Linked DNA regions of Homo sapiens: region 1 is linked to region 2. A link is an interaction called in ENCODE POLR2A ChIA-PET data of the cell type or tissue named here. Cell type or tissue: PC-9. All regions are shown on one strand. Links, peaks and the distances in the headings refer to the core of each region. The heading gives the core; the rest is flanking DNA.

The links. ChIA-PET counts read pairs that join two places held together with the same protein. Peaks named below come from ENCODE experiments on the same cell type or tissue, not always from the same donor. Only the 100,000 strongest peaks of a DNase experiment are listed, where the experiment ranks them.
Region 1: POLR2A ChIA-PET joins it to region 2 with 20 read pairs; 8 of 35 experiments call an interaction of 5 or more read pairs at or near these places.

Annotation. Positions count from the first base shown.
Region 1 is chr7:131,624,033-131,629,212 of GRCh38, forward strand. No RefSeq gene overlaps it. Among named protein-coding and RNA genes, the nearest start is that of PODXL, 70 kb to the left of the region's middle. RefSeq lists enhancers at 1-567, 568-1,233. In PC-9, for the core only: no CTCF peak of the experiment used is centred there; a DNase peak (open chromatin) is centred at 1,899; H3K4me3 peaks cover 543 bases; H3K27ac peaks cover 2,086 bases.
Region 2 is chr7:131,535,474-131,541,626 of GRCh38, forward strand. All of the region lies in intron 1 of PODXL (podocalyxin like), which reads right to left. Among named protein-coding and RNA genes, the nearest start is that of PODXL, 18 kb to the right of the region's middle. RefSeq lists an enhancer at 602-1,526. In PC-9, for the core only: no CTCF peak of the experiment used is centred there; DNase peaks (open chromatin) are centred at 3,108 and 3,518; H3K27ac peaks cover 1,826 bases.

The DNA.
Region 1 (5,180 bases), core at 951-3,450, 88 kb after region 2:
GAAGGTCATTTTGTTTCTTCTGCCTTTAACAGTCCTAGAGTTTCTGTGTGTTCACTGAGCCTCTTTGGGCAATAAGCTTACTACAAGGCTCTGGGGTCTATAAATTATTTGCATGATCAAAGACATCGAACTGCATGATCAAAGAATTTAACTTTTGTATGTTTAATAGAGACTGGACAGGTAACTCGTGCTTGGCTAGATTGGCCCCTGGCAGAATCTGTTACCCCTGGATTCAGCTTTGGGTCCCATCTCAGGTGTCCAGGTCCTGTATGAGCTCCTGCTGCAGAGTGGGGCCTCGGGGCCTCCCGTGGGGAACTTGTTCTGCCTCAATGTTCTGTGCTGAACAGTGTTGACCTCACATGCGTCCTTCCTTACCTCCTGGAGAGCATTCTCCTTTTTACTGCCCTTTCAGCAACTCAGCACTAGCACATTGCATAGGACCAACTGCGGGGAGGGCTCACGTGGGCCCTGGGAAGGCCACTCTAAAGTGTGGAGGGCAGGTTTCCCACCATGCGACAGGCAGAGGTCACACTGCCGTTAGCAGCAGAACTGAGCCTGAAATTCAATCTCCTGATTCCCAGGGTCCTTACCCACCTAGTGAGCTGTGTGCCATGAGGGGGCCCCGCCCATCAAAGGGTCTCCAAAAGCCAGCGATGACATGAAGCAGGAAATGTATCATTAGAGCGGAAAAGAACCACACAGCTCCACAGCTCCATATGTTGGTCAACGGGCCCATACTGTCTGTGGCTTAAATGGGTCAGAGGTGTTGTGGCAGACAATAGAACCATCCTCATTCCTCGTGGAAAGTTTCCTGGGGAGCTCTGGACCCATAATTGAGTTGATAGTAACTGGAAAGGCTAGAGGATGGTGGGATCTAAAAATGCAGCACAGAAGTTCCTAGGGCAAGTGACTTAACCCTTTGGAGCTTTAGTTTCCTCATCTGTAAAGCAGGAACAATGAAAGTGCCTACTTCTGGCAAGGCGTGGTGGCTCACGCCCGTAATCCAAGCACTTTGGGAGGCCGAGGCGGGTGGATCACTTGAGGTCAGGAGTTCAAGACCAGCCTGGCCAACATGGTGAAACCCCATCTCTACTAAAAATACAAAAATTAGCTGAGCGTGGTGGCGGGCAGCTGTAATGCCAGCTACTCAGGAGGTTGAGGCACAAGAACCACTTGAACCCAGGAGGTGGAGGTTGCATTGAGCTGAGATCATGCCATTGCACTCCAGCCTGGGTGACAGAACGAGACTCCATCTCAAAAAAAAAAAAAGAAAGTACCTACTTCTCAGAGTGTTGTGGGGGTTAAGGTGAGATGATACCTGTGGAAAGTGCCCATGGAGCGCCTGTGCACAGGAAACTTCAGGATTCTGGAAAACTGCGTTATTTCTCTCTCTCTTTTTTTTTTTTTGAGATGGAGTCTCACTCTTTCACACAGGCTGGAGGGCAATGGTGTGATCTCAGCTCACTGTAACCTCCGCCTCCCAGGTTCAAGCGATTCTCCTGACTCAGCATCCTGAATAGCTGGGACTACCGGCACCTGCCACCGTGCCAGCTAATTTTTGTATGTTTAATAGAGACGGGTTTTCACCATGTTGGCCAGGCTGTTCTTGAACTCCTGGTCTCAAGTGATCTGCCCACCTTGGCCTCCCAAAGTGCTGGGATTACAGGTGCGAGCTATTGCACTCAGCGAAAACTGTGTTGTTACTTAAAGCCTCTCTCTGTTAGTAGCTGGCCTTCCATTTCCCTTTCCCTGGCCGATCTCCTCTGAGCCCTGGAGGGGCAGGTGTGGGATGAGTTTGTCCTTTTGAGGAGGAGACAAAGACACACAGAAGTGACTTGTTCCTGAGACATGCAGTGAGTCAACAGCTGGGGCGTCCTGGAGCCTGGGTCTCCCTGCCCCCGTGGGTCTCTCTGACAGTGCCCTGAGTTTCTGCCTGCTGCTGGCCGTCTTGGGGCCCTGCCTCCCATCTTGCAGCTGACCCTGGCCGGAAACTCCGCCCCATTGTCTTAGGCCTCGGGAGTCTGGCTGCCCTGGGGTGACAGCTTTCTCCTCTGGCTGAGATAACTCCAAGAGATGTCTATCCGTTCAGGGAAGGGGGAGCCTCTGAGCAAGCTCTTCCCTGCCCTGTGATAACGGCAGACAATGCTTAGAAAGGAGAGCGTTCCATCCCACAGCCTGCCCTCTGCACCCTCCCCCTGCTCCCACCAAACCCACCTCTCCCTCATCCCCCCAAAGGCTTTGATGAGTCTTTGGAAACTTGGGTGCGAGGCTGAGTCTCATTAACTCCTTCAGCACCGTCAGTGCTGTGAGTGTGCAGGTGGGAAATGCGCCCCTCCCTGGGCAGTCTGGTGACCTCCAGGAAGCAGGGTCAGGGCCAGGTGCTTTCTGGGTGGCTGAGGGGAGGTTTTAGTAGGGATGGTTCAATGGCTGTAGTTTTGTCCTAGGAAAAACTTTCTTTGTAGCTGAGCTCTGGAATCAAACAGATGTGAGTTTAAGTTCTGGCTCTATCATGGATGAGCTCAATGGTCTTGGGAAACTTAAGTTCCTCCTCCAAGCCCTGGCTTTCTCATCTGCTAAATGGGGGTACAAATAGCCACCACTAAGGTCATCAGAGGGAATAAATAAGTGATGAATAAATAAATAAATACACGCAGAGAACCTAGCAGAGGGCCTGGCACAGGGAGGCTATTGTGATGGTCATTTCTCCTAGAGCCACCTCTGTGCAGGCCTCGGGTTGGTGGCCTTGTGACGAGAGTGAAGGGGAACACTCTACACCTCACCCTTTACTGGAAAGAGCAGCTTCACTTCCCATGGTAAGTCAGAGAGGTCATCTTGACATGGAAGGAAAAACCCTTTGTTCATTTGATAAATATTTGTTGGCAGGTTACTGTGTGCCGTGCATCGTTTGAGCAGCTCGGGAGACCCAGTGAGTCCAGCCATCCCTGTCCACAGGTTGGTGTGAATGTGCAGGGCTAGCACAGGGGGCTGAGAAGGTAACAGATAAACTAGTGAAAACAAGTAAAAATAATATAACCTCACATAGAGAGGGGGGCTTGGAAGACAAATAAAATGACACAAGGGGTTAGAAGGTGACAGGAGGCCAGGCGTGGTGGCTAGCACCTGTAGTCTCAGCTGCGAGGTCCCTTAAACCCAGGAGTTGGAAACCAACCTGGGCAACATAGCAAGATCCCGCCTTAACAAAAAATAAAGGAATTAGCTGGATGTGATGCCTCATGCCTGTAGTCCCAGCTACTCAGGAGGCTTAGGCAGGAGGATCACTGGAGCCCAGGAGTTTGAGCCTGCAGTGAGCTGCGATTGCACCACTGCACTCCAGCTTGGGCAGCAGAGCAAGACTCTGTCTCAAAAAATAAATAAATACAAAAATAAAAAGAAGGCAACAGGTTGCACGTGTGCTATTTTTGATAGGATGTGCAGAGAAGGCCTCTCTGAAGAGGTGACATCTGAGCAATATTGGAATGAAGGGAAGGAGTGGGCCCTGGAAACCTGTGCCAGGAGTTTCCCAGTCCTAAGGAACAGCATGCTGGGAAGCCTGGGGGTGGAGGTCCAGCTCCCAGGGACAAGCTTGAGGCTGGTGTGAGGACGCAAGACTGCAGGGGCTCAGCACTGTGGCCGCGTCTATCTGGGTAACCTACTCAAACGCACTGAGGAGTCTCTCTCTGTCTGGGCCCAGGGCTCTGCCCGCATGACGGTGACCTCTGTCCCTACACAGGTGGCCTATTGCCTGCGTGTGCACACGTGTGTGTGTGTGTGAAGGGGGAGCCAAGGAACTGCAGAAAGCTGACCATGGTGGATTGCATATTTGTTTTTAATTAGGGTGATGGCAGGCAGCTGTCACTGGTTTCTTTTTATTTATTTACTTTGTCCCTGCCTTCTGATTAAAATTTCTGGTGCTATTTGCTGATGCCAGAGGCAATCTTGGGTTCTGAAAACACAGCGGGGCCCAGCTGCTCCCCTTGGGCTGGCCCTTCATTTAGGACCATGTGAAGGAAACAGCAGGTGTCGGGGCAGTGCCCTCCACGTGATACTGCTCCAAGCTCTGTGTGCCAGCCTAGGGCCCTCATTAAGACCAGAATTCAGGGAAAAGAAAGGTACCTCCATCCCCAAGTCAAGCCAGTTGCTTGACTAAACTGACTGATATTTCCCCTCATTAAATTGATGCTCATTCATCATTTCAATGCAACAAATATTTCTTGGGACCCAGCACTGCAGAGGGTGCAAGCCCAGCTGATGGTCATGGGGAAGGTGTGTTGGCTGATGGCTGTTCTCATGGGCGGGGACCCATGCCCCAATTACTGCATATTTTAAATTATCACACTGCTAGAAAAAAAAGATGAACAAGAGAATGTCTCCACCCTCAAGGAGCAGGCACATTGTAAAAATACCCATGAAACTGTCCAACTTATTTTGGACAGATGAAGTCGGAGCTTTGACAATTGGATAAACAAAGCACCAAGACATAAAGTGTATCCAAAAAATCAGCTTTTCTCAACACTTATCTCCCTGCGCTAAACCCACATGCCGCCTACCTCCTCTGTCTCTACCGACCCAGGAAAATTCACTGCCAAAATCTGTGCTGCTTTTTTTTTTTTCCTTTTAGTTTTCCCCAAGGTTTGCATTTGGAGCCACCGGAGATGGGGCTGACTTGCCAACATGCCCTCCAAGGACCCCATTCTGGCCTCCAGTTCAGGGCCTTCTTGGGGTTATCATTCTCCAGATTCCCCATCGACATGCCCCCTCCACCTCCTTACGAAACTTCTGGCTACATTTGGCTGCTGCGTCTCTCTTTACAACTTGCAGCCTACTCCTCCCTCCTCTGAATGTCGCCGTCCCTCCTTCTGCCTGTCCCAACTCTAATTCTGCCTCAGAGTCTCCTTGAAATCCCCTTGGTCTCTGGGGACTCTCACGGCCACTAAGGCCATCATTTTCTAGGCACGACCCCATGCTTCTTAGGCCTTGGTCTCTTGTGGGCTCCCTATGACCTCCTGGTCCCCTCTTCCTCATTCAGGCTCAGCTCCCCCTTTTGAGCTCTGGTGACATAAGGTGGCCTTCTCCCCTCCCAGCTGGCTGGGGCAAGGGAAGAGCACGGGCAGTGGATCATGCCACAGGGTTTTGGAAAGTCTCCCCGTGCCAGTGTTGGGTGGGATGCTCCTGTGACCCAC
Region 2 (6,153 bases), core at 1,568-4,067:
AACACCCTCTCGTGTGTGGAATCACTCTGTGACACAGTATTGTACAACAGAGGTCACACACTTTTTCCATAAAAGACCAAAGTAAATATCTTAGGCCTTATAGGGGGCCATACAGTCTCTGCCGCAACTACTCAACTTTGCCGTCATGGGCCTGAAGACAACCGCAGAAACAACCTGTACATAAATGGGTTTGACTGTGTTCCAAGAAAACTTTACTGACAAATACAGCTGGCCAAGCAGTCATATGCTGACCACTGATGTCTAAGATCCCCCTGGGGCTAGGCCTATTTTTGTTTCTTTGTTTTTTTGAGATGGTCTCGCTCTGTTGCCCAGGCTGGAGTGCAGTGGCACAATCACAGCTCACTGCAGCCTTGACCTCCCAGGCTCAAGCAATCCTCCCACCTCAGCCTCCCGAGTAGCTAGGACTACAAGTGCTTACCACCCTGCCCAACTAATTAATTTTTTGTAGAGACAGAGTCTCACTATGTTATCCAGGCTGGTCTCAAACTCTTGAGCCCAAGTGATCCTCCCTCCTCTGCTTCCCAAAGTGCTGGGATTATAGGCATGAGCCACTGTGCTTGGCCAAAGAGGACTATGTTTTTTAACCCAGCTGTGGATCCTATTCTGACTTTCCTAAAGAGCCTGACAAGTGTCACTTGTACTAGCCTGTTAGAAACCAAGCCACATCATGGCAAACTGGGAAAAAATATTTGCAACTCATATGGCAAAGGAAAATACCTAAGCTGTCAGCTAGCTACTCAAAACCACTTAAAAACTAAGATAGATTTTAAAATCTGAAAGTTCCACAATCCAATAATAGATGCCAGGGGAGATGTATGGCATGACGGGTCCTTGGAGAGGTGCCCTCCCCTCTGGATGGCTGGTGCTGTCTACTGGTATTGCCACCCCTCAGTGGGCAGATGCTGAGGCTTCTGTGGGAGGGACCACGACTGTTTCTCTCGTATCCCTGGCACCTGCACAGAACCCAGTCCCAACAAACACCTGATAAGTGTGTTCCAGGATGGTGCTTACACCCTCGGGCCAGCAGCAGCTGGTGTCAGGGCTGGGGTAGAAGTCAGCCAGCAAAAAAGGCCAGTCCAACACAGCAGGTTAAGGCGCCTAATCTGGCCTTCCCTGCCACTTCTCCTGGGCCTCTCCCTGCTGGTTCCTGTCCCCAGCGCCCCTCCCCCTGGGAGGCTCACCTGAACTGCCTGTCTGGAGCCTGGTGTTTTCATCCTTCAGTGCCGCTGCCCCATGCTCACAGTAGGTTCTACTGTGCTCAGTCAGGAGGTTCTCAGAACAGCCCCTTTCCCTATCATTTTAAAAAATGTTTCACTAAAGAATTACAGGCATTTAAAAAATGGCACGTGGCCAGGTGCAGTGGCTTACACCTGCAATCCCAGCACTTTGGGAGGCCGAGGCAGTCAGATCACTTGAGATCAGGAGTTCAAGACCAGCCTGGCCAACATGGTGAAACCCCATCTCTACTAAAAATACAAAAATGAGCTGGGTGTGGTGGCGCACACCTGTAGTCCCAGCTCCTCAGGAGGCTGAGGCAGGAGGATCACCTGAGCCCAGGGAGGTGGAGGCTGCAGTGAGCCATAATTGCGCCACTGCACTCCATCCCGGATGACAGAGTGAGACCCTGTATATATGTATGTATGCGTAAATTAGTTAACTAATTAATTGATTGCCAGGCCTGGTGGTGTGTACCTGTAGTCCCAGCTACTTGCAGGGCTGAGGTGGGAGAATTGCGTGAGCCCAGGAGGTCGAGGCTGCAGTGAGCCATCATTGCAACACTGCACTCCAGCCTGGGTGACAGTGAGAACCTGTTTTTTTAAAAAAAAAAAGCCAAGCACGGTGGCTCACGCCTGTAATCCCAGCACTTTGGGAGGCCTAGGTCAGGAGTTCGAGACAATCCTGGCCAATATGGTGAAACCCTGTCTCTACTAAAAATACAAAAATCAGCTGGGCATGGTAGCACGTGCCTGTAGTCTCAGCTACGCAGGAGGCTGGGGCAGGAGAACTGCTTGAACCTGGGAGTGGGAGGCAGAGGTTGCAGTGAGCCGAGATTACACCATTGCATTCCAGCCTGGGCATGGAAGCAAGACTCCGCCCCACCCCACCCCACCCCCCCAAAAAGGTGCATATCACAAGTGTACAGCTTGATGAATTGTCCTCGAGGGAATACACACATTTAACCAGCACCAGATGGTGAAACTGGACAGCTCGTCTCAGAAGCCCTGCCTGTGTTCCTCTCCATCCCCGAGGGTAACCGCTATTATTCTGACTGAGAAGATTCGGGGTTGTGTCTGTTGTGGGATTTCATATCAATGGCATCACACCGTCGTGACTCTTGGGTCTGGCTTCCCTCACTCAGCTTTGCTTTGTGTAACTCATCCTTCTCGTGGTGTGCGGTCGCAGACTGTTCGCCCCCATTACAGTGGAGGACTCTATTGTGTGCACATGCCACTATGTATTTGTCCATTCTGCTGCTGATGGGCATTTGGGCGGCTTCCAGTTTAGGGCCATTGTGAATAGGGCTTCCGTGACCATCGCAGTCCCTGTCTTTGGGAAACTGATGTGTACGCACTTCAAACACATCTGTGGCAAGGCTGCACAGGGCCCACTGTGGCCCTGCAGAGTACAGGAGGGAGATGAACCAGGAGACCAGCTCCTGGCCCCTCCCCTGTGCTCTGACTTAGTTGGGAGGATGACCCCCCTACCCCCAGGCAGACCCTCAGGCTGTTTCTGTATGGGCTGCCCCACTCCGTTGTGTGTCCCAGACCCATTCTCTGACCGAGCTTCCCATCCCCAAGGCCTGGCAGGGAAGGAGTGGCAGGGGCAGAAGTGCTCTGCGGGGAGCCAGCCTCATCCTCCATCATGCCCTGGCACAGCAGCTAGTGGGGCTCAGTTTCCTCATAATGCAGGGAGCACAGGGTTCAATGACCTCTACAGTCTCACCTGATGAAAATCAGGCCCAGAGTTGGTGACACTGCATCCTCCAGGTGGAGGTCAGAGGGCGGAACCCCACCCCTACCCCCTAACAGGACCCAGCGCCTCAGCAGGAAGCTTCTAGATACATTCTTTGGAATGACTCATGACTATAATTCTGTGGCTGAAGGCAGAGAGGTAACAGGAGAGCCTGGAATTCAATCGACGGTGCCACCCAAGATTCCTGCGTCGCCACTCCCTGGGGCTCAGCCCACCCCTGCCCGCTCTGGTTCCTCTCCCTCTCAACTGCTCCCCACTCCCCATCCTGCTCCCCACTCCCGCTCCCACTGTTGTTGCTGTTGCTAACAAGAGAGGCGTCCCCATGCCGAGCCCCTGGAGCTTTGTACGTGGTGTCAGGCTTTGTCTAGGGACCACCAGCCTGCCCAGAGAAGGGGATGGGTTCTTCCTGAGCTGGAAAGAGCAGACTAACCTCCTTAAAACAATACCCTCCCCAGGGGCCTCCTAATCCCTTCCCCTGCAGCAGACCATGTGAATCCTGATCTGTCTTCCTGGGCCTTGTGCCCAGGGACAGCCAACACACCAGCCAGCTGGCAGGCGAGGACGGGGACAGGGCTGATGCCTGGATGCCTTCGCTAACCTCGCCTGCCCAAGATGGGCTCCCAAACAAGTCACCACCACAGGACAGCACCCGGGGGAGGTGGCAGAGTGGCCACTCGCCCTGCCTTTAAGGTCAGTTTAAATGACCACATCCAAGATGTGATGCAGCCTCCACAGAAAAAGTGAGCTCTGCAAATGGAGACCTGGATGTCTGTGTGAGCCGGGGACCTCTTTGGACCTTGGTTTCCTCATCTGTCGAGGGAGACATATCTATCTTGGAACAAAATGAACATATTTTTTAGAATGTATAAGCTCTTTTTTTTGAGACAGGGTCTTGCCCTGTCACCCAGGCTGCAGTGCAGTATTGTGATCTCGGCTTACTGCAACCTCCGCCTCCCGGGTTCAAGTGACTGTCCAGTCTCAGTCTCCTGGGTAGCTGGGATTACAGGCACGCACCACCACGCTCAGCTCATTTTTGTATTTTTAGTAGACATGGGGTGTCGCCACGTTGGCCAGGCTGGTCTTGAAGTCCTGACCTCGTGATCAGCCTCCCAAAGTGCTGGGATTACAGGCGTGAGCCACCACGCCCAGTCCCCGAAATGTAAAAACTTTGAGGAAAATGTTTAAATATTCCAAATCTACAGTATCCTTACTGAGGGCGGGGCTGGAAGAAGGGGCAGCCAGGCTCAGCCAGCCTTGCCGACCCCCTGCTGTGAGCAGGAGACAGGAACGTCCGTGCCCAGTCTGGGTGCTGCATGTGTCCTGGTACACTCGGGGCAGCTCTGAGACCACGGGGTAGAGGGGTGGACATGCTGCCTCACTCACATGCTGGAACTTTCTGTAAATCCACCTATTAAATGACACCTCCTAAGAGCAGTTTATCCTCATGACTGTAAACTTAATACTGGGCAAATACTGAGGTCTTAGCATATTGGCCAGACTCTGCGCCACGTTCTTCCTGCATATGATCTCATTTGTGTCTCCAGCACCCTCTGAGGACACACCTTTAGTACCTTTTAATTTTTAATCTTTTTAGAGACAGGGTCTTGCTCTGTCACCCAGATTGGAGTGCGGTGGCGCGATCACGGCTCACTGCAGCTTCAACCTCCTCCTGGGCTCAGATGATCCTCCCACCTCAGCCTGCCATGTAGCTGGGACCACAGGTGTGCACCACCACACCCAGCTATGTTTTTGATTATTTTGTAGAGATACGGTCTCACTCTGTTGCCCAAACTAGCCTTGAACTCCTGAGCTCAAGTGATCCTCCTGCCTCAGACTCCCAAAGTATTGAGATTACAGGAGTGAGCCACAGTGTCTGGCCTATTATGTACCTCGTTCAGAAAAGGAGAGACAGACTAGCCCAGGGAAGGCCCCACCCCAGGTCAGAGAGCCAGATTCTAACCCAACTGTCTCGGGGATGAGTGTTCTACCCTGCCCCCGCCCCCCAATACCCATCACACTGGGTCTGCACCGACCCGCACCCTTCGCACCGACCCTCACCCTTCTCAACTGGCCCTGTCCCTGCTCCCAGGAGCACCTGCAACCTGTCCCCAGGCACACACACACTTCCAGAGCCAAAGCGCCCGGACATTTGGCACACAACTCTTCCCCTAGCAGTAAGTTCAAAAACAACCTTGGTAAATATTTTTCTGAGGGAGCACGTTGTCTTTCCCACGCCACCTCCGGCCTCCTGCAGCCGTGAAAATAACCAGATGTGTATGGGTTTCTCAGTGGCCTCTGGAAACCTCCACCAGGGCCGAGTCTCCACTCCTGGCCTAAAACAAACAAGGGCCCCGAGCCAGAGGGAAGTCCCGCATGCATGGCTGTGGGATAGTCACCTCTGAAACGGAGAGTGCCTCTGGGAAGAGAGGGAGAAAGTTCTGTGAAATGGAGCCTGTGAATTTCCCAGGGAATGATCTGCTTCCGTCTGGTGGACACTGAAGGTTAAGGCAGCAAGTTCAGCTCTCCAAATTTCTATCCTCTTTGTGTTCTGTCCTGGCGAGAATTCTCCCCTTCCAGGAATAACACCTGTGTCCTTCTTGCTGCAGAGTAATTCACAGCAGGGCACGTTCCCCAGGCAAAATCCCAGACTAAATCCGTGCATGCTGGGGTTGGAGCAGGAGCAGGAGCTAAGGCTCTCTGATGGTCACCCGCTTACTCTGCAAAGCAGGGCAAATAAAGCTAAAACTATCACCTATCTCTCTCCTTGGCCCAGGAGGTGGAAGAAAAAGCATGGTTACCTCCCACAGAGCACACGATCCGAATTTCTTTGGTGGTTTTTGACAGTGGAGCCTGTATCTTTTGGACAGTAGGGAGTGGAGTGGAAGTGGGGTTGGGGGTGACTTGGGGGTGGGAAGGTGTTGCTTAAAAAGAACAAACAGGCCAGGCGCAGTGGCTCACACCTGTAATCCCAGCACTTTGGGAGGCCGAGGCGGGTGGATCACGAGGTCAGGAGTTCAAGACCAGCCTGGTTAACATGGTGAAACCCCATCTCTACTAAAAATACAAAAATTAGCCGGGCTTGGTGGTGGGCGTCTCTAATCCCGCTCCTCGGAAGGCTGAGGCAGATAATTGCTCGAACCTGGGAGGCGGAGGTTGCAG